7 separate regions of the Homo sapiens genome follow, and all the other regions are linked to region 5. A link is a loop called in an ENCODE intact Hi-C map of the cell type or tissue named here. Cell type or tissue: mammary epithelial cell. All regions are shown on one strand.

Region 1 (4,000 bases), 690 kb after region 5:
AGGAGGGGATACTGGGAAGTCTCAGAGAAATAATGTGAATCCAGGCTCTGAGAGCTTGCAATCTAAAACCAATAGCAAGAATACAGACACCAATAGGAACAGAGAGAATAAATGGATGTCGAAAACAAGAATGCATTGTGCTGCTTGGCACTCTAGAGAATATCCTGGCTCGTAGCAGTGCAAATTGCTCTTACTTTAGAAAAATAACCCAGCTGAACATCTGCTTTGTGTGAAAGGTTAAGCTTTCCTCCAGGCCAGGAACTGGAAGAAGTCCTGAAGAAGGAGAAAGCAGTAGGGCTAAATTTTCTCTGCTTGAGGAAATTTGGAGTTTCAGAGCTGTTCAGGAACAGCTGGAGGCAAGAAGAGGGGGACGAGATACAAGAAGGATGTGGGGAACTGACAGAAAGGTTAGAGAGGTCCAAGCAGAAGCTGAGGCACCAGCCAACAAGAAATGCCCTAGTCTTGTGTTACTGAGAGTTGAAGAGGTAAAGCCTAGTGTGGGTCAAGGTGGGATGTTAGAAAGGATGGCACAGAAAGCTTTCATGCTAAAGCCAGGTGGGTCATTCATGTTCTTGGGTCCAGGGTTAATTCATACGAAGTCTTTGGGACATGTAAGAAGGAAAGCGATTCCTCGATTCCTCGGGCCAGTTCAATTGACATTGTAGTTAAAACCAATTGTTCTCTTTGAAAACCCTAAAATGATATGCCAGAGCAAAGCTGGTGACTCCAAAATCTAAAGAATGTTTAAAACTACAGGCCAGGCACAGTGGCTCATGCCTGTAATCCCAGCACGTTGGGAGGCCAAGGCAGGTGGATCACCTGAGCTCAGGAGTTCGAGACTAGCCTGGCCAACATGGTAAAAACCTGTCTCTACTAAAAATACAAAAAAATTACCCGGGCGTGGTGGCATGTGCCTGTAATCCCAGCTACCCAGGAGGCTGAGGCAGGAGAATCGCTGGAACCCAGGAGGCAGAGGCTGCAGTGAGCTGAGATCGCACCACTGCACTCCAGCCTGGGTGACTGAGCAAGACTCTATCTCAAAAAAAAAAAAAAAAAAAAAAAAAAAACCACAAAAAAAATCTACTAAGTACTTTTTAGACCCAACACAGACCCTCATAGGCCAGGGATGATTACAAGAGTATGTTTTTTGGAGATTTCAATACACATCCAGTGGTCTGCGCCTAAGCAACTTAAAAAATATATTGAAATTTCAGAAATAATTGTTGAGGCTCTTTGTCAAAAACAGTGGCACATGTTGTGTAAGGTAAATGCATACAATGTTATTTGCCAAATTAAAAACAAAAAACAGGACCAAATTCTGAATCCTTCTCCTGAGGTTGACCACCGTTGTTCTAAAGCCAGGCTTCTCCAACTGTTTCCATCTACTGATTAATTCAGAAGGAGAAGAGTTTTTATGAAGCAACCTCCATGTCAACTATAAATGGTTGCTGAAAGAAAGAAAATAAAAAATATATTACCAGAATAGAACAGAAATGTCAAGGATAAACCAAGAATCAGGGTGAGTTATTAACAATCTATGTGAAAAACGAGGCCTTGGCTCTCAGGTCACGCCACCTGGAGGCCACCCATGGTACTCTAATTCCCTGCTGGGAACATTGTCCTGGGAGACCAAATCATGAATCTAAGATAGCAATACCTCTTACAAAATAGGCAGGACATGTCAAGGCAAATGTGCCATTCATGCCCAGTGCCCAAAATGGGGCCTGTTTTCCCTGTTAGCGTGAGTCTGACTCATATCCCACATACTGAGTGGGTTGAGAATTGGGGTTTTGAGAGGTGAGTCAAGAGACTCCAGATGCCCACATGTTATTTTCACTGTGAGGCTGGACACTCATCATTAGACCATCCTCCAAAAGAGCTGTGTTGGTCACTTGTTCATTTCGGTGTGCATGAACTAAATCATAATAGTTTTTAGAAAGTGTATAAGCTGCCTATTAAAAAGTCAACCTCCAAAGTCACAATAGATTTAAGACTTGCATTGTGAAACAGGTGCTTAGAAAAATCAATCTATAGCAAGAGTAAATTAGCTGATTTTTAAAAAATTGTAATCACCCTAGTCTATTTTTATTCAATGAATGTGACATTAAAGACAGTGAGATTTGCTTTTTCTTTCTTTAAGGAAAACAACAAATGCCAGAAAAAGAAGGCAAAACGATGAAATGATCTTTCCAGGTTACTAAATTATTGGTCAAATTAATTATTCATTATTGTCGATGAATATTGATTAAACACATTATGAAGAACTATTTTCTTTTATTTCTTAGCCCTCTGTCTAAGCCTGAGGTCTTTAATCATTTATGTCCCTTTTCTACCAGAAAAATGCTTGTGAAGGACAGTCTGGTCACCTCTTTCTTACTCAAAACCCCCCATAGTTTCTCCCTTGCCGACCAAGTATGAAAGCTTTCTGACATTTTCTGACTCACTTTCACTCTTCTCTTCATGCTCTACACTGTACCTTCCTGGAACTACTCACTGTTGCCTATACAAATTCCTGCATTTCCTCTAACTCTTTGCCCATTCTGTTTCCTGATCCTGGAATGCCTCTTGCCCCAATCTTCATAATCTTCACCCACTTTACATCTCTTTTTCTCCCCATCTTCATTCTCTCCTCACAATGTAAAAATTAAATATCCATGTGGATATTTATCTTTGCCTTATATATAACAAATCCCTTTTCCAGTATGTCGTTTTTATCTTGTTTTGCTTACTAGATAATAGCCTGCAGAAGACTAGCTATGTTGGTTTTATCTTTGTAACCTGGTGTCTTCCCTGGTTTCTGGACCATAGTAGGTGTTCAATATGCATTTGTGAATAGAAATACAGGGGCAGCAAGAGAAGGAAGAGGGAAGGAGGAGGAGGAGGCAAGGAGGAAGAGCAGGAGGAGAGGGAGAGAGAGAGAGAAAAGAAGGAAGAGGAGGAGGAAGAGGAGAGGAAAACTGGGAGGAAGAAGGAAGTGAATGAAAGAAAGAGGGAGAAAGAAATTCAGTTTGTTCTAGTCTAATTGGCACTTAGGAAAGTTTCAGATGTGGGCTTTACCTTCCCTTGTCTGTTCTTTCACCTCCTATTCACTTCTCATTCACCCAAACTTTGTTCCCACCCCTCCACTGAAATGATCTTGCCAAGGTCAACAAAAGCCCCTTGATGTGGTTTGGATGTTTTCTTCTTTCAAAATCTGATGTTGAAATGTGACCTCCAATGTTGGAAGTGTGGGCTGGTAAGAGGTGTTTGGATCTTGGGGGTGGATCCTTCATGAATGGCTTGATGCTGCTCTCACAGTAATGAGTGAGTTCTCACTCAATGAGCTCATGTGAAAGGTTGTTTAAAAGAGCCTTGTACTTCCCCCCTCTCTCTCTTGCTGCCTCTCTCGCCATGTGACATGGTGTCTCCCTTTGCCTTCCACGATGATTGTAATCTTCCTGAGGCCCTCACCAGAAGGAGTTGATGGCACTAGGCTTCATGTACAGCCTGCAGAACCATGAACCAAATAAACCTCTTTTCTTTATAAATTATCCAGTCCAAGGCATGTGTATGTATTAGTCTGTTTATATAGGTATGTATTAGTTTGTTTATAGTGACACAGACAGACTAACACATACCTACTTGCCAAATCTGGTAATCACCTCCATCACTCGTTTCTTGGAAATCTCTCCACATCTGAATTTTGTGATATCATCATTCCTGCTTTTCCTTATATCTCCTTTGTTCTTGCATCTCTGACCCCTTTGCTGCATCCATTTCCTCTAACCATCCTTTAAATTTGGCGATTTTCAGTATTCTTCATCTTCCCTTTCCCCCTTTCATGCTGCATACTCTCTGGTTAAACTTATTCGTTCCCATGGCTTCAAATTAGTTGCTATAGTTAATAATTCCCAATCTACATTCCTAGCCTTCTCGTCTCCTGAACTCCATCCATATCTATGTTGCCAAGCATCTACGATACATCTGTTCTCAACCACCAACTTAAGTCCAGCATATCAAA
Region 2 (4,000 bases), 500 kb after region 5:
TTGAGGGGTACTTGCCCCCCTCCTAGAAAAGTGGGACTTGCCAGTAAGGGTGAAGGAGAATGGGTTGAGGGTACTTGCCCCTCTCCCAGAAAAGCAGAGAAGGGGTAGAGACATGGAGAGAAGGGGCTGGGGTACTTGCCCCTTCCCCAGAAAAGCGGGACTTGCCGCTAAGGGTGAAGGACCAAGGCAGGCGTCCCTGCGTGGTCTGACACCCTTGAAACATGGGTGTATAATCAGAGAGGTGTCCCTGCAATGATTAAACACCAAGGGAAGGCTGCCTTCCCAGTCCGTGACCCGCGCCAGAGTTTTGGGTCCACGGATAAAACGTGTCTCCTTTGTCTCTCCCAGAAAATGAAAGGAATTGAAATTAAGAGAAGGGAGAGATTGAAGAGTGGAAAGGATAAAGTGGTTGAGGGACAGTGAGAGAGGTTGGAGAAGAGAGTAAGAAGAGGCTGCTTACCTGATTTAAAATTGGTGAGATGTTCCTTGGGCTAGTCGGTCTGAGGACCTGAGGGTCATAGGTGGATCTTTCTCACGGAGCAAAGAACAGGAGTACAGGGGATTGATCTCCCAAGGGAGGTCCCCCAATCCGAGTCACGGCACCAAATTTCATGTGCATCTGTGTGAAGAGACCACCAAACAGGCTTTGTGTGAGCAACATGGCTGTTTATTTCACCTGGGTGCAGGCGGGCTGAGTCCGAAAAGAGAGTCAGTGAAGCGAGATAAGGGTGGGGCCGTTTTATAGGATTTGGGTAGGTAAAGGAAAATTATAGTTAAAGGGGGTTTGTTCTCTGGTGGGCAGGAGTGGGGGTCGCAAGGTGCTCAGTGGGGGTGCTTTTTGAGCCAGGATGAGCTAGGAAAAGGACTTCAAGGTAATGTCATCACTTAAGGCAAGGACCGACCATTTACACTTCTTTTGTGGTGGAATGTCATCAGTTAAGGTGGGGGCAGGGCGTATTCACTTCTTTTGTGATTCTTCAGTTACTTCAGGCCATCTGGGCGTATACATGCAAGTCACAGGGGATGCGATGGCTTGGCTTGGGCTCAGAGGCCTGACACCTATGATGATGATGGCATCTTATTCAATATCTACTATATAACAATTGAAATCTCTAAATGAAAGCCAAGGGTTTGGAAGAATTGATGTCCTTTATTACTAAAGAGTAATAGACATGGAGACATCTGATACATCATGGCGTGTGTGTGTGTGTGTGTGTGTATGTGTGGTTGGGAGTGTGGGTGGTTAAGTATATGCGCATACGCTTATTGGGTAATGGAAGGGGCAGGTCATGGGAAAGGGAGATGCAGAATCCAACTTGGGTAAATTTGTTTTTTTCTAAGGTAGTCCAGCAGATAATTCAGTGAGAACATATTCTGAGTGACACCTACAGTGAGTATTTCCAGTGGGATCAAACAATCAAATAAAGAATTAAATAGAAAGCAGCACAGAGTGATTTTTTAAAACATGCCTTCAAAACAGTCAACAACATAGTAAAGAAGAATTAAAGCAAATGAGGCTCATCTAGCTTGCTTTTCTCAACAAAATTGGAGTAATTAAGTACAAAGGTAGTATGATAAGAAATTACATGAAAATAGGCAGATACAGACCAAAATTGCTTCCCCAGAATTCTTTCTCAGACTCCTACTACCTTGCACTTTTCTGCTCCCCAGCCTCTCTCTCTCCCTAACCTAACTTTTCTGCTAAATATTTTCTGACTTTTGTCTCCCTCCTGTGCCTATACATTTTTGTAGCTTTTCTGAGCTCAGGCTTCAGCTCTTTTTTTCCTTCAGTAGAGACCACATGGTACCCTGAGACACCATATCCTATGGAGCCCAAACTTGGTGTTATCATTGGCCAGCTGTGGGTTCTAGTCAAGTTATTTAGTCTCTCTGAGTGTCACCTGTCCCATCTTTTAAAATGAGTAAAATAATACCTACCTTAAAAGGTTTTAATGAAGTTTAGAGATATTCCTTCTAAAATTCCTGCCACCAGGTGGCTGCTTCATAAAATAGAGCCCTAGGTATCAATAAGCCTTCAATCCCTTCATCTAAAACCCTTTGCTAACCTTAAGTATAATTTTTCCTTCCTTTCACAACACTACAGTATTGTATTTTTACTTTTTTAACTGTGATAAACTACACATAACATAAAATTTACCATCTTAACCTTTTTTTTTTTTTTTTTTTTTGAGACGGAGTCTCACTCTGTCACCAGGCTGTAGTGCAGTGGTGTGATCTCAGCTCACTGCAACATCTGCCTCCTAGGTTCAAGTGATTCTCCTGCCTCAGTCTCCCGAGTAGCTGGGACTATAGGCACGTGCCACCATGCCCAGCTAATTTTTGTATTTTTTAGTAGAGATGGGGTTTCACCATGTTGGCCAGGATGGTCTCGATCTCTTGACCTCGCAATCCTCCTGCCTTGGCCTCCCAAAGTGCTGGGATTACAGGCATGAGTCACCATGCCTGGCCCATCTTAACCATTTTTAAGTGTACAGTTCAGTAGTGTTAAGTATATTTACATTGGTGAGAAACAAAGCTCCAGAACTTTTTCATGTTGCAAATCTGAAACTCCATACTAAGAAAATAACAATTTCCTATTCTCCCCCCCCAACTCCAAGCCTTTGGCAACCACCATTCTCCTTTCTGTTTCTACGAATTTGACTACTCTAGGTACCTCATGTAAGCCAGTTTACATAACTTTTGTCTTTTTGTAACTGACATATTTCACTAAGCATAATGTCCTTAAGGTTGATCCTTGTTGTAGCATGTGTCAGAATTTCCTTCCTTTTTAAGGCTGAATAATATTCTATCTGTATGTATAGACCACATTTTGTTTGTTCATTCATCTTCATTGGATATTTGGGTTGCTTCCATCTTTTGACTGTTGCAAATAATGCTGTTATGAACACAGGTGTACAAACCTTTTGAGAGCCAGGTGCAGTGGCTCACACCTGCAATCCTAGCAATTTGGGAGGCAGAAGGATTCCTTGAGCACAGGAGTTTGAGACCAGCCTAGGCAACAAAGTGAGACCCTATCTCTACAAATAATAATAATAATAATAATAAATAGCTTGGCATGTTGGCATATCGCAATTACTAGGAAGGCTGAGGTGGGAGGATAGTTTGACCGGAAGAGGTCACACCACTACACTCCAGCCTGGGTGACACAATGAGACCCTAACTGAAAAACTAAAAATAAAACTAATCTCTTTGAGACCCTACTTTCAATTATTTTGGGTATATACCCAGAAGTGGAATTGCTGAATTATATGGTAATTCAACATTTAATGTTTTGGGGAATGGTCATACTCTTTCCTGTAGAAGCTGTGCCATTTTGCATTTCCACCAACAGTGCGCAAGGGTTCCTATTTTCTACATCCCTGCTGGCACTTGTTTTCTTTTTCTTTCTTTCTTTCTTTTTTTTTTTTTTTTAATAGTAGCAATCCTAATGAGTATGAAGCAGTCTCACTGTGGTTTTGATTTGCATTTCCCTAATGCTTTGTGATGTTGAGCATCTTTTTATGCGGTTGTTAAACATTACTATATTTTTATAGTTTTATATTTAGTTTTAACACCATCGCTTCAAATAAAAAGTATTTTTGAATGCATTCACTTTAATTCCTCAAATTTCCTCTCCCAAATTACTTATTTTTAGTTCATTTCTTGCTTACTCAGACTAGAAACTTGACCATCATTTTCATCATCTATTATACTGAATGACTCTTCAAGTCCTCACATTTCTGTTTTTGTGATGATTCTTACACACATTTTCCCCCACTTGGGCTGTCACCTACCTCATCCAGAAGCTATTCCCTCACACTTAGACACTGCAATGGCTTCCTATGCACCATGACTTATTTTTTTGCACCAACTCCTATTCATCTTGAACACTGCTGCCAAATTAATCTGTCTTTAATATACCACATTTATTCTGAAATTAGTGTAATGAAGAAATTGTGATAACTATTGCATACTCCAGAGGTTCTTAGATTTGTCTCCC
Region 3 (4,000 bases), 410 kb after region 5:
CACTTAAATAGGTGGCGTTGCACCAATTTCATTAATTGATCTGTGTCAATGTTCTAATGAGTGCTAACGAGTGACCTGCTCAGGTAGGTGAACATCAAGTCATGGAACACTAGTAACTCAACATCCCAGGTAGTAAAAACATCAAGCACAATGCCAAAAGACCTCTTCACTCTAGAAGATCTTCTGTAGGCCAGGGAAGAGGTTTTGTGGGAAATTTGGGGACCCATGGACATGCTCAATTTAGGACACTTCAGGATGTTTCTGTTGTATCTACCTGGAGAGATCAACCTGGAAAAATAGTCCTGCTACTTTACCAGGACTATCAGCCAGAAGCTATGCAGGAGAGTGCTCCAAGTCATACCACAGTCAGGCCAGATGGAGAGGCCCAGAACCTTCATTCTGAAACCACTTTCTTAGTTCTAGGAATTTTAACTTTTGAAAAGATGGAGTTTAGAGACACTCTGGGAATTATCTAAGTTGATCACTTTATTTTTTGCGAAGCTGATGCTCACATAAATGAGATGATTGTTAGGCCCTAGAATTAGTTAGGGCTGAGTTGAATTTGAAACCCAGGTTTTCTAGCACCTAAACCAGAATTCCCTGTGCTAGTTTATATACATATATATACATATATCTTCATATATATGCATATGTATATATATATGCACCTTGTTATATATAAACTTTTGTATATCTTACCTGTTCTAGAAGAGTCTCTGGTGGTGATGGACCAAAAGATCAAATCTGTAAATTATATTCCATTACCAAGAATCTAGGTAATTAACTGCCTAGAGCTCAGTCTGCCCAACTGTAAAATGAGCAGAGTATTCCCTGCATTGGTCTATGTTGCTAGGCTGTTACAAGAATAGATAGGAGTGTCTTGCACACAAAAAATGCTGAAAAAAATTGGCTAAAGAAAGGAGAGAGTTCAGAAAGTCAAAGTTCACACATACACAAGTTATTAGAATTGATCACCATTCTCAGATTCAGAAGCTACTGGTAGTGTTCTCCCTACCCCCAAGATTGGGAGAGCATTAGCCTTTATAGCTAACATTAGGCAACAGAATGGCTTACTATTGGAGCTGGCAACCTGCATGCTTCTACACACAGACCACTGAGACAGGCAACCTCCACACCTTCTACCAACTGCTGATGGGCTGTTGCTTAGACAACCCCACATCCTGGACCCAAGCTCCTAAACAGACCAAGAAGAATAGCAGTGCACTGAAGGTGGAGTAGACAGAGGGAGAAAGAACAAGCAGACCACCTAAAATGATGACCCTAAAGAAATGGAGTGCCTGAACGAATGGGACTGATGTCAATTTGGAAAAGGGGTAGGGAAAGAGAGGGGGAGAGAAAAAGGGGGAGAAGGGGGTGTGAAAGAGAGGGAAGGAGGGAGGAATAAAAAGAATATGAGAATTTAGGAGATTCACATACATATTTGAGACTCAAAGTAGTGACATGGAAGATCAAGTTGAAGGAATATTCTAAAGCCTACGACAAATATCCATATCTCACCATTGTTAGTACAAGGGGCCTGAAATAAAATTCCCTTGGGGTAAGATTGCACACAGGAGGCTACATCTGCTGTGCAGCTCCCCAAAACTTTAGCCACTCTGACTCATCCCAAGGGGAAGAATTTTGGCCACCTGAGTTCCTGACTTGGATTCTGACTGTGGCTTTTAGCCTTTGCATCATCCTGCATCTTAAGGATTGCTCTGTCTGTCTCTCCTTCTCTGTCCTGGGTGAGCAAGCTGCTGGCATCTCCTGTCGGCCACAGGAGGTGTGTTGACAAGGGCCAGGAAATATGTGGGAAGGGGTGGGTTGGGGGGAGTTTCCTAGGCAGCGTTCCTCTAGGAACTTTCTTCTCTAGGAATTCTCTTAGATCAGCATCCATTGCCTGTCCACTGGGTCATAAGCTTTCCTTATGCACGTTCAGTTGTTAAATCTACAACACCTCTCGCCCCCACACAGACTTTCACTCCCGCTCAAGAGAGGGGTCAGGGTGTGTGTGTGTGTTGTGAGCAAACTCCTTCATTGCCATGGACCTGGCAGAGGCACAAGCCAGCCCCATTCCAGGACCATGTGACACTGGCTGGGTTACTCACTTGTTTGCCCTCCAGCAGGGGCAGCCGGGGACACCTCCCTAGAGTGACTACAGCGTTTATCCCTGGGATGACTCAGCCCAAGCCTCCCTCTGCCCAAAAAGGGAATCTGAGGCTGGGGCTGGAGATGGGGCCTGTTGATTAGCCGCATCTATGGTTGGGAGAGCATAGAAACTACCTCTCACCTGGGAAACATGAGGGACAGAGTGAGTAATGCTCAGATCAGTGGCTCAGGAACTCAGCGTGAAACATAAGTTTATTTGAGAAGCTCAAGTGACAGGTGGAGCTTTGCTTCCAGAACCCCAAGGAAGATCCTACTCAGCCACCTAATGATAACATTTTCATTTCAGATTTCCATTCATTTCATCTCACTGACTTCACTCTCACCTTTATTTTGTTTTCGTCATTTCTGGAGTGGGTCAATTACTTAACCCTGAATAGAGATGTGATATAGCAGAGTCTTAGGGTGGGTTCTGGCTGATTCCTCATCAAGAATAAGATTCTATTTCCTTTGTCCTGAACAGGATAATCTCTTCAGATTACAAAGCTGTACCTACCTAGTATTGTTTGTTGATGTTTCTGTTGTTTATAAACACTGGTCTCATCTCTCCAAGAGCATAATACATTCCTCAAAAGCACTCGCTTCCCTTATAGTTCTAATTCCTCATGGCACTCTCTGAGAAGCACATGTGGATACTTAACACTTGTTACTTGATTGTTCTCAATCTTAAATACCTGGAAGAAAAGGCATTTCCACAACCTCACCAGTCACCAAATCCAAGAACTAAATTCAGCAAGATCGAGTTTTTGATAGCAAAATTAAAGTTACCATATTTTACACCATTTCACCAACAACATCTGTAGTTTAATTGGTTAATTTCCATCTGCTGGCCTTCTAGCTAACTCTGAGGCATTCCCCTGATGTTACTATTATAATTGTTCCTAGAGGTCTACGATAAAAACAACGGTTATTTGTAGAGGCTTAATCACACACAAAGTGATTTCACAGGTATTTCTACTTAGAGCATCACCCTCTGTGGCGGCTATAATTGCACTTCTCAGATCTCCGACATCGGGGAGCAACATCAGGGACCATAATTAACTCAGCGCAGACGGGGCTCTAAAATCCATCATGCGTTTGTGATGTGGTCTGATGGCCCTTTCAGCCTCTCCACGCTCCTGGGCTATTTTATCTCACAGGTGTTTCCCCTAACAAAATGTTCTTGCACACATTCTGTCTTCACATCTGTTTTTCTGAGAACCCACTCCCTCGAACCTAGCTTGACGAGCCCCTTCTCTGGGTCTCCAGAGCACCCTGGATCTGTCTCCATCAGAGAATTCCGCATGCCGCGTTACACTGTCTGTCTCCATGTTAGACCTGGATCCACAACCGTGCTGTAATGAGGTGAATGTAACCCATGCTGGGAGAGGGTGATTCACCTCACTGGCGAGTTGAAGAGTGAATGTGGAGGTCAAAGAGGGTTTCACCAACAAGGTACCTTCACCTGTGCCTGGAAGGATGGGTAGGATCCAGGTAAGGAGGATGGGAGCCAGCATTTAACGCAGAGGGAACAGTGTGAGAAGGAGGATGGGAGCCAGCATTTAACGCAGAGGGAACAGTGTGAGAAGGAGGATGGGCTTAGGAGCCTGATGAATATGTTGGTATGGCTGGAACCGGTCTAGAAATGTGGCATCTTGGTGATTGCCACACTGAATAGTTTTAACTTTATGTTGCACATAGTGCTTCTCAACCAACGTTTAAAAAATCTGCCTTCACACAGTGTGATCAAATAACTCTTCCCTGTTATGTAATGATTCTCGGGTTGCTGGGGTGTCTCCTAAGAATCACTCTGCCCTGTACTACCCAGAACCATCCCAATAGCCCTATGTGGCTA
Region 4 (4,000 bases), 360 kb after region 5:
TCACTAATTTGCATGTCATCCTTGCACAGGGGCCAATGCTAATCTTCTCTGTATCATTCCCATTTTAGCATATGTACTGCTGAAGCAAACAACGAAAAAACTATGCATTTTTTTTCAGTAAGAAAAATGCATACTTTTTTCCTTCTTTGATGACAAATTTTGCCCTCCAACTATATTTTCTTTGTTACACACAGCTACACTTTGCTATGCCCCTTCATCCTTCTTGTTGCATTAGATTCCATGTAAAGCAAAGAGAATACAAATTAGATGTATCTCCCATCTACCTGGGGAAGTCTGACGGCAAAGCATAAAATCCATTGACTTTTCCCCTCTGTTTTTAACTGAAAATGGAACTCAAATCACACCCTAAATCCATCCATTTGTTCATCTAAGTGCATACGCATTTCACCATAAAGACTCAAATCCACTGGGGAAGAACAAACAGTAATAGTTTACATTTACTGAGCATTTACTACATACCTGTCATTATTCTGAATGCTTACTATAGATTATTTTATTTAATCCACACGAGCACACTATGAGGCAGGTACTTATTATTGCCGCTTTTCAAATGTGGAAGGTGAGGCACACGGCAGTTAAATAACTTGCCTAGGCTCATACTCCTGCTAAATCTTACAGCCAGGATTAAAACCAAGGCGGTCTGACTTCAGAGCCTGTGCCCTGAACCACAAAACCATGCTGCCTCTCTGAGTATGAAGAGTTTCTATACTTAAGTTTGCGCCTCTGTTTCCTTTCGTTATTCATTTTTTATCAACAGACATTCAGAGTGTCAAGCGCTGGTGGCGAGAAGCTGAATAAGACTGCTTCTCCTTTCGAGCAGGAACATGGGAGGTCTACAGAACAGGGGAGTGACAGATCCCTGCAATATATGTGAGAGGCAGAATAGGAGGTAGGAATAAAGTGCCCTGGAAAGACAGAGCAGGAAGAGACATTTCAGGAAGTTTTTGGAAAACTTCCTGGATGAGGTCACAGTTAAGCCTGTCAAATAGCAGGTACTTAATAGGTCTTTTGAATGAATGGCAATAGAAATTCATCAAGAAGAGAAAATGATGATAAATAAAAGAAACACCAAGGGCAGATAGTGGCTCTTGACTTTGTTCCCCATTTTGAGACCCCATTTGTGTATAGCAGGTGGGCAGCAGAATGGGAGTTCTTGAGATTTAACTCTCGTGAGGTTCCCTGGGTCCCTGTGTGCCTGAGTCAGGACCTAAATGTGGCTGAGAGTCCAGCTCACCGGTGGAGGGGAGGAAAGGTTCCTTTTCTTTGCACATCCATCGCTAGGTTCATGGGTAAGGTGCCCCTTACGAAAGACAGATTTACAAGAGAAAGGTATACAAATGTATTAATGTAAGTTTTATGTGGATGGAAGCCTTTGGAAACGAAGACCCAAAGAAAGAGAGAAGCTTGTTTATTTTTATGCTTGGGTTGATGAAGAGTGGATAGTCATGGAGAAATATGATTGGAGGACAAAAAGGTGTGATCTGATGGTAACAACCTTGGGGGAACTTAGCAAGACCTCCTTGTTCAGATTCTTCCTGGCCTCTGTGTCTTTGAGGATAAGGATGTTCCTTTCCTCTAGGTATAGAGATGGCACCTTTTTTTTTTTTTGAGACTGAGTCTCTTTCTGTCACCCAGGCTGGAGTGCAGTGGTGTGATCTCAGCTCACTTCAACCTCTGCCTCCCGGGTTCAAGTGATTCTCCTGCCTCAGCCTCCCAAGTAGCTGGGACTACAGGTGTGTGCCACCACGCCTGGCTAATTTTTTGTGTTTTTAGTAGAGACAGGGGTTTCACCTTGTTAGCCAGGATGGTCTCGATCTCCTGACCTCATGATCTGCCCACCTCGGCCTCCCAAAGCGCTGGGATTACAGGCATGAGCCACTGCACCCGGCCTGAAGGCACCTCTTGAATGAGGATCTTGTGGTCTCTTTCAGGTGGTCAGAAAATTCTGTCTAGGTTTGATAGTCTGCTTTAGGGGAGAAGGGCAAGAGGAGGTCAGAGAGTGTCCTTACTGCTTCTGCTGTTTTCTAAAATGCCAAGGGGCCATATTTTGGAGCAGCCTGTCCTGAACTCCAACAGCAAAGGTAGAACAGGGCAGAGTGATAGCCTGGTCAGGAAGTGAATGAATGGGACTCACAGCCACACTGATTGTCTCTAGTGACACCAAGAGCTCAGGTGAGGCTAAATCAGCCAGGAACCCCCAGGGGCCCAAAGAGGATGGTCAGGAGTAGGAGGAAGACATCACAAGTCATAGAAAAGAGATAGGAGGGCCGTTTTCTCTGCATATGCCAGTTATAACAGTTGAATTTGCACTCCCCAGTACTCCTAGAGACTCTAACATTGTGAGAAAGCCAATTCTTTCAGAATGTGGAAGACTCGTCAGTTGGACCTGCCAAATCCACCTGTATACTTTGCTATAGTATCAGAAATGATTCTTTTTTATTTTCTCTCTCCCCAAGGACCAAGATGGATTTCCAGCCTGGATGTTTTGGCGGGGATTCTACCCAGCGGTGGGGGGAAGAACCACGTGCCCTTCCAACCTTGCGTCAGCAATCCCATGAGGCCCGCCATGAGTCACTGCCAGTGGCCCAGACTCAGTTGTGTGGAGTCTCACACCCTGGGGCGAAACTAGCTAAGTTCATGGGTCTTTCCTGTCTGTGTTCTCAGTGACTCACCCGAAACAGATAATAACAGTGAGGTTGGGCACACCATGTGACTGGTGCCAGCCAGAACAGGTCATGCTGTTAACCCTTGGATCCCAGGCCACCAACTGCTGACTCCCAGGCCCTGGGACAGGCCCATGACACACTTGAGTGGTATCTCCTTCCTATCTCTCTGGGATACTTGGTCAAGGTTTCAGTTTTGGAAATATGACCTTCCCTTGTAAAGGATCTCAAACTTGGGGTGGTTACTGATAGAGACTGCATCAATAACTATTACCCAGGAGGGGCCCATTGTCCTAAAACACCACCAGAGCACAAGTGAGGAGTTTTCATTCATCAAATTGGGTGTTCTTCAAAGTTTGCCAAGGTGCAGATCCTGACCCCTTTCCTGGTTCTTTCCATCAGTTGGGTGATTCCCAAAGTCTGGGGAAAGAAAGAGAAAGGAGGAATTTAAGAATGGAACAGATGATTTCTCCCACCTCAGACAAGCAGACTGTGAGCTCACCGTGTATCTTAAGTATTTGTGGGCAGGGTCCCAGGCAGGACTGTAACATGTCAGCATATGACTTAAAGGCTTGGTGACAGAACAAGGATCCACCCAGCTCAGCTGCCCTGCCAGGGTGTTCTCATTGCCTCGCCAGCTTCAGATCACTCCCCAGGGATGCTGCATTCATTATGAAAACCTCTGGTCAAGGTTGAAAGCCTGCAGGATATGTACTATGACCTCATAATTCACATGGGATAGTCCAGAGGTCTCTAAGACTCTCCAAAATATTATTATGATGCAACCTTTACCCCATAATATGTGACAGAGCATAACTCAAAATTTAAGTGATCCTTTGCTGACCCTTAATGAGGTTAAAGTGAAAAAACAAAACAAACAAACAAACAAAAGACAAGATGAGCTGAGATGCTGAGGCTGGGCAGTGATCTGAGTGCTGAGGGTTGCTGATTCTTCAAGATACACATTGCTCCAGGTCATGGGGCAGGGTGTATATGTACATATGTGTGTGAGTGTGAGAGAGTGGGGGACTGGGTAGGAGACTGGAGTAGGGAGAGGGATGGGACATGTTGCTATGGAGAGAGAGCAGTGAAACAGGCAGTACGAAAGAATACGATCATGTCAGACAGTCGAGGATCTGGGTCTCAGCCCTGACATTCACTACCCAGGTGGCTTTGACAATTCATGAGTCTTCTCTCTTTCACCTGTAAAGTGGGGTAACAAAGGTAGATTTGTTAAGTGAGGAGATAATATGTGTAATTGCCTAGGAGAGTTCTAGTCACATAGCAGATCATCAGTGGAGGTCCACTCCAATGAT
Region 5 (4,000 bases):
TAATTTCTATCCTGAAGTATTAGTTTAGCCTTTTAGAACCCCAGTCTATTTTCCAAGGTGGTAACTTTTAACATGTTTTAGCAGAGCTCTTGCTCCTAAATCTTCACTTTCCCCAGCTGAAGACCCTGAGCATGTTCAAATATTCTTCAAGTTGTATTGTTTTGGGTTTTCTCATCATTCTAATTGGTCAGCTCTAAATATTTCTGTTTTCTATTTCTTTCTTAAAATGTGCCTCTTTCAGCTGAATATCCTGGCATGTTATGACCAGTGTGTCTAAAAACACAACTTGATATTCACCAACCAGATCTGCTCATCTTTCCCCAAGTCTTCATCTTGTTTTTTAGCACAAGTCAAATGCCTTAATTACTTCTCGTGTGTGTGTGTGTGTGTATTTTGTCACTTGTCACCTGTCTTCATTCTAAAATTTGCTCCTTCAGTAAAGTTTTCCCTGAATATTTTAATCCAGGGCCAATGATCACCCTCATCCTTACAATCTTCAGACACTCAGGACAGTAAGTGTTCTGGGGAAACAGAGCTGGAAAGAAGGGCAGGAAGGCGGGTATGCTTGATTTTTGTCAAGAAAACAGGGGAATTGATTCCAAAACCATGAAAGACAGACTTCTAGAAAAGAGGCTAAATTTCTTCTATGTTGATCTAAAGAGCAAAATTGAGACCAGTCAGGGCAACTTGGTGGGGGAAGCTCCTGAGATACGGTGGAGAGGAGCATAGGATTGGGGACAGGATAGCTCTGGGTTCAAGTTTGAGTCTACAACTTCCTGATTCAATGGTCTTAAGTGATTTTCTGTGTCTGTTCCCAGCCTAAGCCTCTGCCTCTACAAAATGAGGTGAATTTTACCAACCTCATATGGTCCTTTTTAGGACTAATAGGCATTGATTCAATTGGCCGGGCCCAGGACTCTGTGTCCTGGGGTCTTTTCACAGCACATGCTAACTTGTCCTGCCTCTACTCGGTTTACAAGAAAAGTCTGAGTGAAAGATCAAGTTCATGTTCAGAAATATTCACTCCCTTCCCATAACTGCATTGGAAGAACAGAATTTCCTGTTCCATTCATGGTGAGCTTGGCTATGTGAATTGTTTCAGTCAGTGGGATATTAGCGTCCATGATGCAGCAGCCTTGAAAAGTATCTTCATGCTTCAACTTACACTCTTGAACTTCTGGCATTGCTATGGATAAAAATATGCCCAGAACGGACAGTTCATCCCAGGAGGAGGATAAAAGTCATGGGGAGTGGAGCTGTACCACCAGAGCTGAGGCCACCCCAAATCAGCAGCCCCCCAGTTGACCCCAGCCTGCTGCAGATGCATGAATGAGCCCAGCTGAGACCAACAGTACTGCAGAGCCAACCAGCACACTTGCAAGCTGCGTAAATGCATTTTTGTATGCTCCCGAGATTTTGTGGCTGTTTTATATGCAATGTTATTGTGGCCATAGTTACTTGAAATAACCAGTAAAATAAGATATGAATGGCTGACAAGGCTCAATATTTCCCTCCCCTGAAAGACATGGGAAGCCAATATTTTTATTTGTTTAATAAATATTTAGGTGAACTCCATGTGCCAGGTCCCCAATTGTAGTTAGTTTTCCGTTGTACAAGGGATTCTGCTTTAAAGAACTGTACTTAAAGCAGTATAGAATTATACTAGAGCCCCAATTCCCTTGACTTAAAGTTATTACACACAAAGCAAAACACAAACTGCTACATGTGCTGAGCTTATACAATGTCCCTCTTTTTAAATCTCTGTGCATCTCTCTGCCCGGTGGACTCTGGACATCACGTTGTTTCCCTAGTTTCTAGAGCTGGTCTACCTGAGCATCCTGGAAAATCCCTGTAATGTTAGGTAATGAAGTAGAATTTTACTGGGTGGAAAGCTATTTCCTTTCCCTTTCAGTAAAGTGTCTCGAACTCTACTCCCTAGTCTTTTCCACCTTCCTAGATAATTCCAAAGGAATTTGGTGTTACGTGATCCTCTGAAGGGTGGAGGCAAAGAAGGAAACTAATAAGGACTTCTTTTTATTGCATAGCTGTGCTTCCCTTAGAATGGGGATCACAGTGGGACTGCACAAGGCCATCGCTCCTGCTCTCTGAAGGCTGGGGCTGCAACTGCACAGAAGAGGGTGCTCTTGTGCAAAGCTGCAGCCAGCTTCCTGGGAGGAGGTGAAGTTTACTCGTTCCTTGCTGAGCGGATGATTCATTGCTCATGATATTTGGTAGATGTAGTCTGCATTAGTGCACACATATTCTGCAACAACAGATAAAAACCCCAAACGGCAAAAATGTCAGGAAACTCATTCGTATGGAGGGTGCACATCCATCATCCTCTGCTGTTCTGATACGACAGAGCCAACTTTTATCAGCATCCTTCCCTTTTACCCTACTGCCAGGGCCCTTTAAATGAAAATTATCAAGGAATAGGGACAAAAATAGTGCCATCCTTTTTAGAGTTTTCAAATTGCTTTCACCATTTGGAAAATAACTATATATCCATTAACTCGTTTGTCACACAAATATTTATTGAAGGACAGTTATTCTGCTTTTTCAATGCTTTTGGAGAAAGAATTGAAGCTCCTTCCTTACCAATCAGACCCAGATGACCTGATTTCTGCTTCCCTCTCCAATCTAATCTCATGCTAACTGCCTTCTCTCTGGCTCTTTTCAGCCTCAGGCTTTTGCTCTCATATTTCATTTTACTAGAATTTTTTTTCTGGTTCATATTAGGGCTTATTTGCTTTGTTTTTCTCATTCTCCAGAGCTCAGCATGAATGCCATATTCTCAGAGTGACTTTCCTTAAGTCTGTATGTTAGTCAGGGTTCTCCAGAGAAACAATCAATAGAAGATATTGATAAAGATATAGCTATAGGTATGTTATCTTGTGATTATGGAGACCAAGAAGTTCCAAGAGCTGCAACTGGCAAGCTGGAAACCCAGGAGAGCTGATGGTGTAATTCAACTCAGAGCCCCAGTCAGAAGACATTAAAGACTGACTTCCCAGCTGAAGACAGGCAGTCGAGAGAGAGAATTCTCCCTTACTCAGCCTTTTAGTTCTATTTATGCCTTCTATGTATCGGATGAGGCTTTACACAGTCTACTGATTCAAATGTTAATTTCATCCATATACACCCTTATAGACACACTCAGAGTCATGTTTAACCAAATATCCAGGCACCTTGTGATCCAGTCAAGTTGACACATAAAATTTACCCTCACAGCCTGCATCTATCAATATAGATGCCCTTCCCTAATTACTAATACCTAATCTTGTTTATCTTCTCCTGAGTGTTTATCACAATTTTTACATGCCTTGTTTACTTGTTTGTCACATATTTACTGTCTGTCTCTCCGAGAATGTGAGCTCTCTGAGGGCATGGACAGTTTGTTGTGTTTTTCACTCTGTCCCTTTAGCTCAGAAGAGTGCCAGGCTCTCGGTAAACACTCAATACGTATTTTTGAATGAAATAGTGCAAAAATTAAAATAATTGTATAATGAAATAAATATTGAAAGGCAAAATTAACAGAAAGTTATGAGGACATAGAAGAGCAAAAGCCTTATTCTTTCTGGAAGAGTCAGGAAAGGCTTTAAAATGAGGAGACATTTGAGCTAATGGGAAATCCACTAACCTGCAAGGAAGTCAAGTAGAAGAAAGATTTTCAGAAAAGATCAAACAGTGTGTGCTAAGGTGGGTGGCCTAAAGCGATGAGCATACTCCAGAAATGGCAAGAAAGTTAGTGTGTCGGGGGGTCAGAAGAGACTGAGACGGCTCTTGTATGCAGTGGCGGGATCAGCAGATAACTCACCAGAAAGTGAGAAGTCAGTGGATGCTGGAGGTTTTAAAACAGGACATTCACTTTGGAAGCAGAGTAGATAACGCTTGGAATGGGGAGAAACTGAGGCCCTGGAAACTAGTGAGGAAACAGTTACAGTAATTTGGAAAGATAAAAGATGAAACAGCAACAGAGGCACGCAGGCGTGGGCCCACA
Region 6 (4,000 bases), 250 kb after region 5:
TCACAGAACACAAGCCCTATCTTTATGATGATAGTTTTTATTATAAAAGCTACAAATCAGGAAGAGCCAGATAAAGACACATACAGGGCAATATCTGGGAGGGTCCTGCATATGGAGCTTCTAGGCCCTCTCCTTGTGCAATCAGGACACATTGCCCTGCTGACACAGCAATGTGTTCACTAGGAAGTTTAACTGAGCTTTGGTGTCCAGAGTTTTTATTGGGTTCCATTACTTAGGCATAATTAAATTATTGGCCTTGTGATTGAACTCAATCTTCAGTCCCACTCTCTTCTGCTGAAGAAGATGAACTAATACAAAGCCCTGACCTTCTAATCATGTGGATGTCTTTCTGATGATAAACTCTTATCCTGAGTCATCGCATTAACATAAACACAGGTGTGATCCAAGGGGCTCATCATGCATAACAAAGACACTCCTAACACTCGGGGAGTTCCAAGGGTTTAGAAATTATTTCCCAGGAACTGAGGACAACGGCCAGACAAATTCTCTATTATACAACAGTTTCTTAGTGATGAAGGGTGTGGGCTCTGGAGTCAGGCAGGTCTGAATTTGGCATTGTGCTGTGAGACCTTGGGCAACTTACCTAACCTCTCTCAGCCTCAATTGCCTCATCTAAAAAGTGGGGATAATAATACTGTTATTACCACATTGAGATCGGCAACATTTGATAGACATGGAATTCAGGCTACTATAATAACAAGCATTTTTTTTTTCTAGTAGCTGCATTCAAGAAAGTAAAAACAAACAGGTAAAATATTGCTAATATATTTTTCTTAACATGTGCAAATATCATTTCAAGAGTCAATATTAAAACAATTACTAATGAAATATTTTACATTATTTTCTATATAAAGTCTTGAAATCTGGTATATATTTTACACCTACAGCACATCTCTGTTTGGACTGGCCCCATTTCAAGTGCTCAATGGCCACGTTTGGCTTGCAGCAAGGCTACTATATTGGACGCTGCAGATAGATTTAATACTATTGCTATCCCCATTAAATGAGTTAATGCTCAGTGTCATAATTGTTCCCATTCTACAAATGTTAACTAAAATATGTGTTTGTTTGCATGTGAATGTGTGTGCATGCACATGGAGGGGTAGTGACCAATGACTAAAATCTACGGTGCTATAAGCCACACTACACCAGGAAGTCATTCGGCTCCCATGGAACATCAAATAGCCACTCTATTTTCAGGAAAAGAAACACTTCAACTTGGAGAAGAGAGGCTCTCTGATCGATTAACTACAGCATGCTCTTTTATTTCAGCACTCCAACATCTCCCAGTGCACGTTTTAATATGAGCCAAATCAAGTAGCCACGACAATAGCTTTGAATGAGAAAAGACACCCCAAAAGCAGTGCGCAGATACATGGGGATGCCTGAAGGAGCTCAGAATGGCTTAAGGAGTAGGGGGAAGAAAAACTGCAGAGAGGAGCTTTGACTCACTGAGTCATTGAGCAACTGTTCTGTGCCCTCTCAGGCTACTTCCCACAGCCACCGCCCAGCCAACAGCTAGCTGCACCCAGCCAATCACTCACTCCACTCCCTGGAAAAAGCTCCACATTGGGAAGCCAGAAGAATGTCACTAGCAAGAGATTGATTTCAAGGTAATTATTTAGGCAACTTTGTAGCATCTCATTCTCAGGCCTAAAAGTGTTCTCAAAGTTTGTTTTAATAAATGCATGTATTAATATGAAGTCTCTGTGTCTTTTAATAATGATATACCACATTCAGCTCCTCCCAATCTTTGTAAGAGAGGGCTTCCTGGACTCCATAACCACAGCATTCCTCCAGCTCTTTCTATTCACTGGAGCAGAAATGGGGCTTTCTAGCCATCCTCAAGGTAGGAATTAAGAGATTCACCTAGTAAGTGTACATGAATAGATTTTTACATAATATGCAAAATTAATTATAATATACTCAACCAATTCACATATTTTATCAAGGAAGACAAGCTAATTATCTGTCAAAGAATTATCTCCTATTTAAAGGGCACTTTACCTCAATTTGGCAAAATGAACTAATGGGAATTATCTTTCCATTCTGATGTGTTTTTGCTGCCTGTGTTTGCTTAAGCCCCTAGAAGACTTCAGCACTGCACTAAAACCTCAGGATTTAGAAAAGTTGAGAGGAAGGGAGACACAAACACATCTACTCAGCATCTCACTAAATCTACCTCTTGCTGCTTTTATTGTCCCTTTCAGAGTGTTTTATCTACAGTGTAAAACTGGGAGTGACTCATATTTATGAAATAAGGAGCCGTTGTTAGCCTTGCCAGATCATTCACTTCCACAATAGCTTCTGATTTTTAATAGCGCTGAGTGGTGCTTCCTCATGTCCTCACTCTATCCACCAAAGAGGTCCAAGATCTGCAATATGTGCCTTACAGGACATGTGGTAAACACACACATTCAGGATCAGTATCAAGACCTGTGGTCAAGGATAAAGATGTCCCTAAAAACTCACAACTTTGATAGGTATTTGGATCTTACACTCAGGAAAGAAAAGCAGAAGTTAAAAAGTGAAAGAGAATTGGGGGGAAAAATAAACTCAAACTGGCAACTAGCACCCAAAATGGCAGCTAGTACCCATTTCTCTAAATGGGGAGTGCAGTTGGGTGGGAAGGTGGAGAAAATTCCAAACAAGGGTTTCCTTCAAGAGGTTTCTCTTGTCATACCAAAACCTTGGAAACAATCTTAATTTATATTAATAGGCAAGTAAGTAAAATGTGGTAATAAGACAGGTTACAGCATTAAAGAAGAAAATCTATGATCACAACACAGGAAGCAAAAGTACATGCAATATAAAGTGAAAATGAATTTCAGTTACTATGTGAGAAACCCTGAAAAACATGCACATATATGGGTAGAGAACAAAAAGAAATGTAAAAATGAAACTAGGCCAGTCAGGGCGGGATTAGTAATATTATGTTTTTCTTTCTAAAATGTTCTTAATATCTTAACAATAAGTATACATAAAGTGTTTCTGCTAAGACTTTTATAAGATTTCCTTACATAGAAATAGCATATAATTTTTCAGCACAGCACTATTTCAGGAAAAAAAAAAAAAAAAACCCTATGTAGTTATCTATCCACCCCAAAAGAAACACTGGGTTTTTCCAAACTTTTAAACAAAAAGATCTACCAAGCATCAGAAAAGTATCTCCTACTTGTACTGCATTAGTGGTGACATCAAAGCATTTTACTGAACTATACCACTCATATATCAGTTGAATATAAGCAGATTATGAATTATTATTGTAGAGATTCAATATTATAATTATGGTTGATTTTCAATAAATGTTAGCTAGTATGCATTCGTTATTGTTCAAAGCACTTCTACATATGTTATCTAATTCTCAATTGAGCCCATGAGAAAAGAGCCATTACCCTCCCCATTTTATAGACAAGCAAACAGAGGCACAGAAAAGTGAATTTGTCCAAAATTATAATAATTGGCAAAATCAGAATTCAAACTCAGCAGCCTGGTTCCAGAATCTGTGCCCTTAACCTCCAAACTATACTCCCTTCGCAAGAAAATATATAAACTGAATACAAATATAAGGGAGCATCAGCCGGCTCATTCAATTAGTCACTATATACGCTCCTAAGAAAGGTAATGAGAAAAATTATGGAATGACCTGGCTGAATACTTGAACCCACAAGATTTGCTTATTTAACAACAACTCAGATACTAATCCAAAGGATTATATACTGGTTGGGCTTCTAAACACCCTAAACTGAGAGTTAGGAAACATGAATCCTATGCCAGTACTGCTAATAGCTATTTATATCCTCCTGGATAAGTAATCAGTTTCTATGTCTGTAAAATGGGATGGTTAGATCAAATGCTTGATAACATCTCTCACAATTCTGTAACACCATGTTCTTTGAAAAATGTCTTTCCTTTCTAATTCAACATAGAGTAAGTGAATGCTTGCTGTGCAATGGACTATAATTCTGTGGTTTTTCAA
Region 7 (4,000 bases), 410 kb after region 5:
TGAATAAGAGAAACCCTCCAGCAAAAGCAGCTATCACCATTCTTAGAGCTTTGCTGGCAAAATAATTGAATTTGATAGCAGATAGGGCCACTTGTGCCACCCAAAATTTTACTGAGCCAGCCTGGCAGGGAATGATTTGCGAGGCCTTTCTCTTACTGTTTCCAAAGACTTTATTTTATCTACTTTCTTTTTCAAGCCTTTTTATTCTTACTATTCATTTGGAAACTGTAAAATTGAGGCTTCAGCATCTACTCACTTTTACTTTTTTTTAAGAAGCACAGGCCTAGTGCAGTGGACTGCAGGGGCCTCCCATGTTGACTTTGAAAACAAAGGAAGTCTGACCCTAAGCTCCTTTTTCCTTCTTATGGAATCCATCCACCCCAACATCACCATCTGGTAAACTCCTAGTCCTCCTTCCAGAACCTAAGGACCATCTTTCAAGTCAGTTCTTTTGTAGAGCCTTACCTACTCTGTCTTCCCACACATTTCATTTTTACCTCTAAGCAATTATGAATTTCCCAATAATTTCCTTGTTTGCATCTTTCCCCATGCCCATCTCCCAGCTATGAATTATTTGGGCTGGACCTGGGTCTCATTTATCTTTATATCTCTAGTTGGTAGTACTTGGTAAGTTTGTTGAATAAATGTTTCTTCATTTTGAATCCTTGCCTGGGTTGGACATAAAACAATAATAACACTCCTAGAATATGTAGCACAAACACCAGCACTCCCCAAATATTCCACAAGCTCCCTCATGCTTCTCAGCCTCCCTTGTATTTATGATGGGGTTATGTGACTAACTCTGGTTCACAGGCAGGTGTGTGAGTAAAGTAATGCTTGGCACTTTCTGTCTGAGGTAGGAAAGAAGGGTGGTGAGTTCCATACATGCCCTCTCTCTTGCCACTATGCCTGGAAACAAAGAACTCTGAAACAGCAAAGGTGCAAGATAGAAACAGCCTAAATGTCTCATCACTGTTGAAGGGTAGCCACCAAGGAGAGCAGCCTGACCTGCATCAGACTGTTCGGAAAGTGAGGAATAGCCTTTGGGATTTGGGAGTTTATTGCCACAGCAAAACTTAGCTTACCCTAACACAGCATATGAATTTCATGATTTGAAAATGTACGTAGAAAAGAAGCTCTTAAAATATGACAGTGTCATTTGATCACGAAACCTTTTCACCTTCATCCCCTAGAACAAGTGAGGGTTGGTACTTTGGATTTTATGACTTCAAAGCAGATTATTTTTTCAAGAGAGCACAGCCATTCCTGTTTCATTGACAGAGATTCCAAGGCATGGAGAAGTGAAAGCACTGGTTTCTGGAATTATGGGTGAAATTAGCAGGAGAACACAGACCCAAATTTCTGACCCCCCTGCTTAGATAGAACTGCTCATCCCCCAACATCAGTGTCCTCTGGGGTTAGTATTCTAGGAATAATATTGACCTACTTAGAAATGGGACAGATTTTACATCTCTAAAGCTAACTCCACTGAAGAATATCTGTTTTGAAGCAACATGGTGGTAAAAAGGTTAACACTAAATTTGAAGTTTATTTCTAGGCAGACATCCTGAGCCCTGGGGGAAAGATTGCAGCTGCCCTGTGGCCCAGATAATGCAATATCAGGGTGAACAAGGACATCTTAGAACATTCTGTTCTCCTCCCCCGAGGCCAATTAAAATCTGTAGGCATCTTTCTGTTGACCAGGCTGACTGACTAATTGAATCAGAATTATGATATTTTCATCAGCTTTCTCTTATCCCTCTCTGCCTTGCCAGCAGACAGAAAGTTTGACAATCATACAACTTCAAGTATATGAGGCCCAGTGAATGGATCTGCTCTCACCTTAAACCACTGAACATTGTACATTAAATAAGATCCCAAAAAGGATGGAACAAGATTGTGGGCAAGGTAGTGTCCCCAGATATTAGTCTCTGTTTATCCACATAAGAAGAAGCTAAATACCAAGACACCACCTTCAGGATGCTTGATGAACAAGAAATCTGTCATTTAGCAGCTGCTATTCCAATAAGTCAGCTCCGTAATTACCTCTGCCTTCCTAATTAACCATCACACTGCCCAACTGAGAAAGCTCCTCATGTTGAAGGACCAAATTCCTGCTGAAGTCTAACAAGGTTCTGTCCATTCTATTAAGCTAGGAGGTATTTTATCCTGCACATCCAAATGGTCTGGTTAGCCTTAGAGACTGCCCCAAACAGTATCAAAGCCTCTGGGAATCAGCTACACATTTCCAGTTGTGTGAGACTTCTCAGCTTGAGTGTGACAACCTCCACATTAGTAACTTCTGTGAAATTATTTCTTTATATCTAAACTGCCTCAGAAGTTAGGCATTTATAGCAGCATTAGTTCCAGCTGTGAGGAAGCTTTGGGTCACAAGATATTAGGAAGGGGTGGGGTGGGGGGAACCTCTGGGACAAAGATTTCAGCCTCAGGACCTGTTTCTGAGTTTTCTAAAAGGAAATCCCCTCAACAAACTAGGCATTGAAGGAGCATACCTCAAAATAATCAGAGCTGTCTATGGCAAACCTACAGCCAACATTATACTGAATGGGAAAAGCTGAAAGTATTTCTCTTGAGAACTGAAGCAAGACACAGATGTCCACTCTCACCACTCCTATTCAACATAGTATTTAGAAGTGCTAGCCAGGCCAATCAGGCAAGAGAAAGAAATAAAAGGCATCCAAATAGGGATGCCTCTTCAGGGAGTCAAACTCTCTCTCTTCACAGCTGATATGATTCTATACCTAGAAAACCCCAAAGACACCACCAAAAGGCTCCTAGAACTGATAAACTTTAGGAAGGTTTCAGGATACACATCAATGTACAAAAATCAGTAGCATTTCTATACACCAATAATGTCCAAGTTGAGAGCCAAGTCAAGGACACAATCCCATTTACAATACCCACAAAAAATTAAAATACCTAGGAATACATCTAACCAAGGAGGTGAAAGATCTCCACAAGGAGAACTACAAAACACTGATGAAAGAAATCATACGTGACATGAACAAATGGAAAAATATTCCATGCTCATGGATTGGAAGAATCAGTATCATTAAATGGCTATACTGTCTAAAGCAATCTACAGATTCAATGCTATTCCTGTCAAACTACCAATGGCATTTTCCACAGAATTAGAAAAAAAAAAAACTATTCTAAAATTCATATGGAACCGAAAAAGAGCCCAAATAGCCAAAGCAATCCTATACAAACACAAAGCCGGAGGCATCACATTATCTGATTTCAACCTATAAGACTATAATAACCCAAACAGCATGGTACTGGTACAAAAACAAACTTATAGGCTGGGTGCGGTGGCTCACACCTTTAATCCCAGCACTTTGGGAGGCCAAGGTGGGCAGATCGCTTGAGGTCAGGAGTTCGAGACCAGCCCCGCCAATGTGATGAAACCCCATCTCCACTAAAAACACAAAAATTAGCCAGGCGTTATGGTGGGCACTTGTAATCCCAGCTACTGGGGAGGCTGAGGCAGGAGAATCGCTTGAACCCAGGGGATGGAGCTTACAGTGAGCCGAGATGGTGCCGCTGCACTCCAGCCTGGGCAACAGAGTGAGACTCCATCTCAAAAAAGCAAAAACAACAAAACAAACAAACAAAAAACACATAGACCAATGGAACAGAATAGAGAACCCAGAAATAAAGTTGCATACCTGCAGCACACCTTTGCCTGATCTTTGATGACATCAGCAAAAATAAGCAATGAGGAAAGGACTCCCCTATTCAATAAATGGTTCTATGACAGCTGGCTAGCCATAGGCAGAAGAATAAAACTCGACCCCTACCTTTCATCATATATAAAAATTAACTCCAGATGGATTAAAGACTTAAATATAAGACCTCAAACTATAAGCATCCTAGAAGAAAACCTAGAAAACACCATTCTGGGCATTAATCTTGGGAAATAATGTATGGCTAAGTCCTCAAAAGCAATTGTAGCAAAAACAAAAATTGACAACTGAGA

The links. Hi-C counts contacts between places; a loop is a spot of excess contacts. Peaks named below come from ENCODE experiments on the same cell type or tissue, not always from the same donor. Only the 100,000 strongest peaks of a DNase experiment are listed, where the experiment ranks them.
Region 1: a loop joins it to region 5, with 7 times the contacts of the local background. A loop is called at or near these places in 31 of 110 quality-filtered maps.
Region 2: it touches region 5 in a loop (30-fold over the local background); 5 of 110 quality-filtered maps call a loop at or near these places.
Region 3: it touches region 5 in a loop (15-fold over the local background); 6 of 110 quality-filtered maps call a loop at or near these places.
Region 4: a loop joins it to region 5, with 4 times the contacts of the local background. A loop is called at or near these places in 4 of 110 quality-filtered maps.
Region 6: it touches region 5 in a loop (4-fold over the local background); 6 of 110 quality-filtered maps call a loop at or near these places.
Region 7: it touches region 5 in a loop (15-fold over the local background); 6 of 110 quality-filtered maps call a loop at or near these places.

Annotation. Positions count from the first base shown.
Region 1 is chr1:222,165,632-222,169,631 of GRCh38, forward strand. No RefSeq gene overlaps it. Among named protein-coding and RNA genes, the nearest start is that of LINC01705, 110 kb to the left of the region's middle. RefSeq lists an enhancer at 1,319-2,518. In mammary epithelial cell, a CTCF peak has its summit at 1,585 (motif pointing left); a DNase peak (open chromatin) is centred at 1,730; H3K27ac peaks cover 1,903 bases.
Region 2 is chr1:221,977,900-221,981,899 of GRCh38, forward strand. LINC02257 (long intergenic non-protein coding RNA 2257) reads right to left here and starts at 621. Exons shown (of 4, transcript NR_149057.1): 1 at 461-621. All of the region lies in intron 1 of LINC02474 (long intergenic non-protein coding RNA 2474), which reads left to right. RefSeq lists an enhancer at 636-1,378. In mammary epithelial cell, a CTCF peak has its summit at 1,989; no DNase peak of the experiment used is centred here.
Region 3 is chr1:221,885,173-221,889,172 of GRCh38, forward strand. All of the region lies in intron 2 of LOC124904517 (a long non-coding RNA gene), which reads left to right. Among named protein-coding and RNA genes, the nearest start is that of LINC01655, 47 kb to the left of the region's middle. In mammary epithelial cell, a CTCF peak has its summit at 1,766; DNase peaks (open chromatin) are centred at 1,749 and 2,179; H3K27ac peaks cover 2,976 bases.
Region 4 is chr1:221,837,350-221,841,349 of GRCh38, forward strand. LINC01655 (long intergenic non-protein coding RNA 1655) reads right to left here and starts at 3,317. Exons shown (of 4, transcript NR_125989.1): 1 at 3,187-3,317; 2 at 2,959-3,104. It also overlaps the pseudogene RNU6-403P. RefSeq lists enhancers at 2,002-3,201, 2,018-2,097, 2,468-2,517. In mammary epithelial cell, a CTCF peak has its summit at 2,170; a DNase peak (open chromatin) is centred at 2,682; H3K27ac peaks cover 2,484 bases.
Region 5 is chr1:221,476,091-221,480,090 of GRCh38, forward strand. No RefSeq gene overlaps it. Among named protein-coding and RNA genes, the nearest start is that of LINC02817, 140 kb to the left of the region's middle. In mammary epithelial cell, a CTCF peak has its summit at 2,134 (motif pointing right); a DNase peak (open chromatin) is centred at 2,171.
Region 6 is chr1:221,723,620-221,727,619 of GRCh38, forward strand. The region is part of intron 2 of DUSP10 (dual specificity phosphatase 10); the gene reads right to left. Among named protein-coding and RNA genes, the nearest start is that of DUSP10, 16 kb to the right of the region's middle. RefSeq lists an enhancer at 2,905-2,974. In mammary epithelial cell, no CTCF peak of the experiment used is centred here; DNase peaks (open chromatin) are centred at 450 and 1,522; H3K27ac peaks cover 3,442 bases.
Region 7 is chr1:221,890,286-221,894,285 of GRCh38, forward strand. All of the region lies in intron 2 of LOC124904517 (a long non-coding RNA gene), which reads left to right. Among named protein-coding and RNA genes, the nearest start is that of LINC01655, 52 kb to the left of the region's middle. In mammary epithelial cell, a CTCF peak has its summit at 1,952; DNase peaks (open chromatin) are centred at 806 and 1,676; H3K27ac peaks cover 2,932 bases.